Regions from separate parts of the Homo sapiens genome. Here region 2 is linked to region 1. A link is an interaction called in ENCODE POLR2A ChIA-PET data of the cell type or tissue named here. Cell type or tissue: PC-9. All regions are shown on one strand. Each heading gives the region's core, and the rest is flanking DNA. Links, peaks and the distances in the headings are about the cores only. Region 1 overlaps FHAD1 (forkhead associated phosphopeptide binding domain 1). Region 2 overlaps KAZN (kazrin, periplakin interacting protein).

What was found. ChIA-PET counts read pairs that join two places held together with the same protein. Peaks named below come from ENCODE experiments on the same cell type or tissue, not always from the same donor. Only the 100,000 strongest peaks of a DNase experiment are listed, where the experiment ranks them.
Region 2: POLR2A ChIA-PET joins it to region 1 with 20 read pairs; 2 of 35 experiments call an interaction of 5 or more read pairs at or near these places.

The regions. Positions count from the first base shown.
Region 1 is chr1:15,344,249-15,347,155 of GRCh38, reverse strand. FHAD1 (forkhead associated phosphopeptide binding domain 1) reads right to left here. Exons shown (of 34, transcript NM_001391957.1): 17 at 1,966-2,073; 18 at 1,633-1,740. Among named protein-coding and RNA genes, the nearest start is that of FHAD1-AS1, 1.8 kb to the right of the region's middle. RefSeq lists an enhancer at 1,164-1,363. In PC-9, for the core only: no CTCF peak of the experiment used is centred there; DNase peaks (open chromatin) are centred at 605 and 1,095; H3K4me3 peaks cover 481 bases; H3K27ac peaks cover 2,500 bases.
Region 2 is chr1:15,089,244-15,092,150 of GRCh38, reverse strand. All of the region lies in intron 8 of KAZN (kazrin, periplakin interacting protein), which reads right to left. Among named protein-coding and RNA genes, the nearest start is that of TMEM51-AS1, 62 kb to the left of the region's middle. In PC-9, for the core only: no CTCF peak of the experiment used is centred there; DNase peaks (open chromatin) are centred at 1,520 and 2,690; H3K4me3 peaks cover 843 bases; H3K27ac peaks cover 631 bases.

The sequences.
Region 1 (2,907 bases), core at 105-2,604:
CGCTCTGTGAGAGGGCTGCAGGGCACACCTGTGCCAGAGACGCCAAGGGAGAACCGACATGTAAACGTCTCTCTGTCCTGGGTCAGATCAAATGGCACAGGCTTTGCCCAGAGGTCTTTTTGTTTCTCCTGCAGCAGTGGGTGGGCAAGGATTTTACTCAAGGAGTCAGTGTTGAAGAAAAACAAATGCCCAAACAGAAGAAGAGGCACAAGTGGCAGCAGAGACAGTAGTAACAGCTGCCGTTTACTCGGCAATCATTCCGCAGGCCAGGCCCTCCATTATACACTAGATCTGAGCCCACAGCCGCCCCTTCGAGAAGGGAGGCAGCGGTAGGTCTGCTGCAGCCAGGAAGTAGCCCAGCTCGGATTTGAACTTGTGTCTCATCTGGCTGCAAAGCCCGCACTCCTCTGTGCTGTGTCAGGATTGAGGAATTCATGAAAGCAGATGTGAAAAAGGATCAGGGATCTGAGGGTGACCACAAGCTAAACATGAATCCACAAATGTGACAGAGCTTTCCCAAAAGCTAGTTTGGATGCATTAACAGAAGTAGAATATCTTCAATGCGGGAGGGAGGAGTCCTCCCCTAGGCTACCGTGGCTGGAGAACAGTGGTTCTGGCCACCTCCCTTTAGGAAGAAAATGGGTGATGGGTGACAAACTCAATGCCTATGAAGCCCGGACAGATACCAAAAATGACGTGGGCTGTGTTTAATGCAACGGGGAGTGGTGAGGACTCTGGCAAACTGCTGCTACCCGGTAAGGCTTCTAGTCCATTTTTGCTAAGTAGAAACAAGGGCTAGATTTTCTGACTTTTCGGGAGAGGCTGGAAATCTGAACTTTTAAATAGATTTTATGAATTCAAAGTAAAATATTCCGGGGCCAAATATAACTTCCACAGGCCCTTTTTAGTCGCTGAGCTACCAGTCTGTGACTTCTGGAGAGCAGCACAGGCCACAGGAGGCAGCCAGGGCCAGGCTCTAGTCCTGTGAGGGACCTGAGGAACAAGGGCGCTTGGGCCCGGGGAGGAGCAGACACAGGGTGCGGGCGCCCCTGTTTTCACACATCTGAGTCATCATGTGGAAGAGGAAGTAGATGTATCTTGTGGGAGCGCAGGGGAGGGCGGAGGACTGATACTCCTCCGGGGCGTAAGAGTTTGACACAACTCAACCTAAAGGGAAAACTTTCTGTCGGCCTGAGGCATCCATGCTGGGACGGACTGTCCTGGGGTGGAGAACATTCCTTAGTGGTGGTGCTGAAGGCTGGAGGCTTTTAGGATGCTGGTGGAGGGTCCACGCAGCCCTGAGGTCCCATGACTCTGTCATTCTCCCGTTTCTGTGCTTTGGAACACAGAAGACGCCCATGTCACCATTCCTACTTGTCTCCCAAGCGCTCTCTCTCTCTGACTGTGTTTTACACTGTTTACAATTTTTTCCCAACTGGTTGTCAAGGCTACAACTCCAGGGTTCCCTCCTTGAGTCTCCCACGCTTCCCAAAGTAGCTGAGCCCACCCAAACGCAAACTCCACGAGGAAGGCTCCACCACGATCTCACCCCCATCATCGCCGCTCTGAACTTCCTTCCACATGGCCCTCAAGCCGACTGGGGCTCAGCCGACTCTATCTCCCCGAGCGTACCTCCTTCTGGCGGGCCAAGCGTTCCTCCAGCTCTTGGACTCTTGTCTGCTCTTCCTCTAATGCTTCCTTCACTCTGTTCTTCTCCTGGGTAATGCTTTTCGCCAAAGCCTGAGTCAACGATCATTGTTCAATAGACATGGTTACCATGGGAGGAAACTGGACTCTGCCAGGCACCGCACAGGTTTCCTCTTCCCTCCAGACTACACCTCCCTAGGGGACTGTGGACAGCACAGCCCTGGAGCTCAGAGCCGGCGGGCCCAGACCAGAGCCCCAGATCCACCCTTCCTAGCTGCAGTGGGGCTCGAGCTGACTCTGTCTCCCTGAGCCACATACCTTCTTCTGCTGGGCCAGGAGGCTCTCCAGTTCTTGCATTCTCTTCCGTTCTTCCTCTAAAGTCTCTTTCGCTCTGTTTCTCTCTTGAGTAATGTACTCCTCCAAAGCCTGGAAACCAATGACCATTGTTTAACAGACATGGTTACCATGGCAGGAATTTGGACGCTGCCAGGCACTGCATGTGCTACCTCTTCACTCCTCACCGCACTCCCCTGGGGAGGCTGTGGGCAGCAGAGCCTAGGAGCTCAGAGCATGTGCTCTGGAGTCAGGAGACCCAGGGTAGAGCCCCAGGTTGATCCTTTCCAGCTGTAAGGCACTGGGGAAGTGAAGCTACCAGAGCCTCAGTTTCCCTGCCTGTACAACGGAGACAGTAATAGTCTTCCTGTGTTGGGTTGATGTGAGGGGTGGATGCGACGATGAACACGAAATGCTTGGCACAGTGATAACCATGCTTCCCACCTTGCAGAGGAGGAAACAGGCTTACATTCAAGAATCCACCCAGTTTACTAGTAAATCACAAGAGGAGGGATTCTAACTCTGACCCATTTGATTCTGAAGCCTGTGTTCTAAACCAGAGGTTAGCAAACTATGGCTTACAGACCAAATCTGGTCTGTTTTTGTAAATAAAGTTTTATTGGAACACTGTGCTTGCTGTGTATTGTCTATGGCTGCTTTTGCAGAAGAGCAGAGAGCATATGACCTGCAAAACTGAAAATATTTACTATCTGGCTCTTTATGGGACAATTTGGCCAATCCCTGATCTAACCCATTGGTGTGTGCACAAACCAAGGGATTGTTGTCAACAACTGGCAATAAGAAAAGAATGTTAGATTGATAAAGGAACATAGAATTTTTTTTCCCTTTGAAACAAAGTCCTCAAACAAGTCAAGATTCATGAGATTAATGACCCTGGACACATGTATTTTCGGAAAGGGCAGGTGA
Region 2 (2,907 bases), core at 260-2,759, 260 kb after region 1:
GAGCCGAGATTGCGCCATTGCACTCCAGCCTGGCCAACAAGAGTGAAACTCCGTCTCCAAAAAAAAAAAAAAAAAAATCAAAAAAAAAAACAAAAAAACAAAACCTCTGATTAGAAATGACCCTGCTGAAATTCAATATTATAAATCATTACAAGAATGTAAAAAAAAAATGCTTATCCATCCATAGAGACAGGACACAACATTAAAACAATAGGTGATAAGTCTACACAAATGTTCATAGTTACTGCCTTTCTGTGCTGGGGAGAATATGGTTATTTTCTTTTTGTTGTATGTCTCTGTATTTTCAAAGTTCCCTAGTAAACATGTATAGTTTTGTAATAAAAACTTTGGAAAAATTAAATACTAGGAAGCAATATGAATGGTTATTGATGAGAGTTTGTTTGAAGGAATGACGCTCCATTCATATGTTGGAATATGTGCAATGAATAAAAAGTCCTGTCACGGGAAAACATCCACCACCTACTGCCAAATGAAAAAGGAAAACACGGCCGGGTGCGGTGGCTCACGCCTGTAATCCCAGCACTTTGGGAGGCAGGTAGATCACGAGGTCAGAAGATCGAGACCGTCCTGGCTAACACGGTGAAATCCCATCTCTACTAAAATTACAAAAAATTATCCCGGCGTGGGCGTGGTAGCACACGCCTGTAGTCCCAGCTACTCCAGAGGCTGAGGCAGGAGAATCACTTGAACCTGGGAGGCAGAGGTTGCAGTAAGTCGAGATTGTGCCACTGCACTCCAGTCTGGGCGACAGAACAAGACTCCATTGCAAAAACAAAAAACAAAAAACAACAAAACACAGCAGGCACAGTGTAACCCTGACTGTGGTTTAAAAATTATATGTAGATGTAAAGTGTATAATTATTATATACACGTGTGTGTATACAATATACTAGGTGGAGAAAATCTAGTATATAAAAATATGTAAAGTACTAGATGGATCAACATGAAAAGTCTGTCTCTGGAAAAGAAGTGATAGGTAATTGTGCGAGTGTGTGTGTGAATGTGCCCGTGTGAGTGTGAGAGTATTTGTGACTGTGCATACTTTTCTGTCTCCCAAGTTTTCTGCATTGACTATAGTATGTTTGATATGTAGAAAAAAGCCTAGAAATCTCACTTTTTCAAGTTACAAACCCCCTCCCCACAAGGCCTTCCCTCTCTCCATTTTAAACTCCTTGAGGGACTCTTTGAAAAGGACTGTATCCACCTGGTGACCACACACTCATCCATCATCCCCATCTCCACCAAAACCTGTCTCCCAAACACCTTGTGCCTCAGTTTCCTCCTCTGTAAAGCTAACCCGGTACCATTCTCTGCTGCCTGCCTCCTCTGTGGGCTGCCGTGAGGACTCAGCGGGGGTGAGTGTGACGGGCTGTCCGTGCTGGGACAAGTATGGGTTGAGAGGTCACTGCCAACATTATCACGTTTCCCTTCTCAGTGAGCCTAAGCCCTTTGTTTTTCCCAAGGAAATGGCAGAGGTTGCAGAGAGCTCTGTGCAGGTCACCCGTCTGAGTGGCCTCCTGTTGCCATGGTGCCAGGAATGCGGAAACGGCAGCAGCTGCCTCTGCAGCCCCGCCAGGGCCCCACCTTCCTGCCAGGTGACAGGGCTGTCAGGCCGGGGTGCAGGCCGGCAGCCAGTGCTGGTGCCCGGCTCCCACGGACCGGCATGGCTTGCAGGGAAGTCTTTTGGATCAGGCACAGGACTCCAAATTCTATAGGGATTGGAACAGGCACTGAAACACGGCATCCTTCCTGGATGGGAAAGAGCTGAGAGCCCCCGGGAGGCCTCCAGCCTGGCTGGCTTCACTCTGTTTTATTCTGCTAGCTGAGTCTCACCTCTGTTATGTGCTTCTGGGAAGAGGAGAGGTGATATGTGGCCAAATCTGGTTACCCAAAGTTCCAAGACACGGCCCCTGTCATCCATTTGGACCAGGCTTTGGAGTTGAACAGACCTCAGCATCAGGCAGATTCCTTGAAGCCTCCGTTTCTCCATATATAAAATGGGAATAATGAGAATATCTGCCTCGTAGCTTGAAATGAATGTTATAAACTCTGAATGCGAAGCTATGGGGGTGTGAAAGTTGCAGATACCAGGATGAAATCACTTTTGTCAGAACCAGAAGAATTAGAGCCGGGAAATCACGAAGGAGGGGAACTCATGCTTGCATGTTTGAGATAAGGACTGTCTCAAGGACTTTCTAAAATAGCCCCCAAGAAATTCCTTCTTCAGGACTGCAGCAATTCAGGTAAGATGTTCTCCAAAGAACACTGCCCAGTAACGTCATCTCCACCAATGAACTGATGCCAACTCTAGCTTTGAGCCTCTGCAGCCAATGAAGTCTGTTTCCAAGCAGCTTATGTGAACTTCTCTTTTTTTTTTTTTTTTTTTTTTTTTTTTTTGCCAATAAAAGCTTCCCTTTGCTGTCCCCTCTCCAGACGCACCTATGGCTTGCCACAGCTATACTTCCAGAGACTAATCCATTTATGCTTACTCCCAAATACATTCATCATATAGGAGATATTTTTTTCTGATGTCTGTTTTTTCAGGCTGACAGTAGGCACTTAGTCAAGGCTGGCTATTGTTGGCAATAAGGGGCCCCTCTCCTGGGGCTTGGGCACTGTTTGGCCACACCTAGAGTTTAGCTGCAGCCACTTCCTTCCCACTACATTCCTGGCTACAGCTTTGGTGCCTTCAGAGGGAACAAGTCCTCCTGGTTGTCCAGCCTGGCAGGGCAGAAATTCACTGTCCCTGCTGGACTCTTGCCTGGTCAAGGTGGGAGGGGTGGGGCTCTCAGTGAGGTGAGGGTGGATCTGTCCGTTCTGTGCCCAGGTGGGTGGGTGGGGGGTGTCTGCAGCCCTTGGCTATGTCTCCCCAAGAAAGGGAGCTAA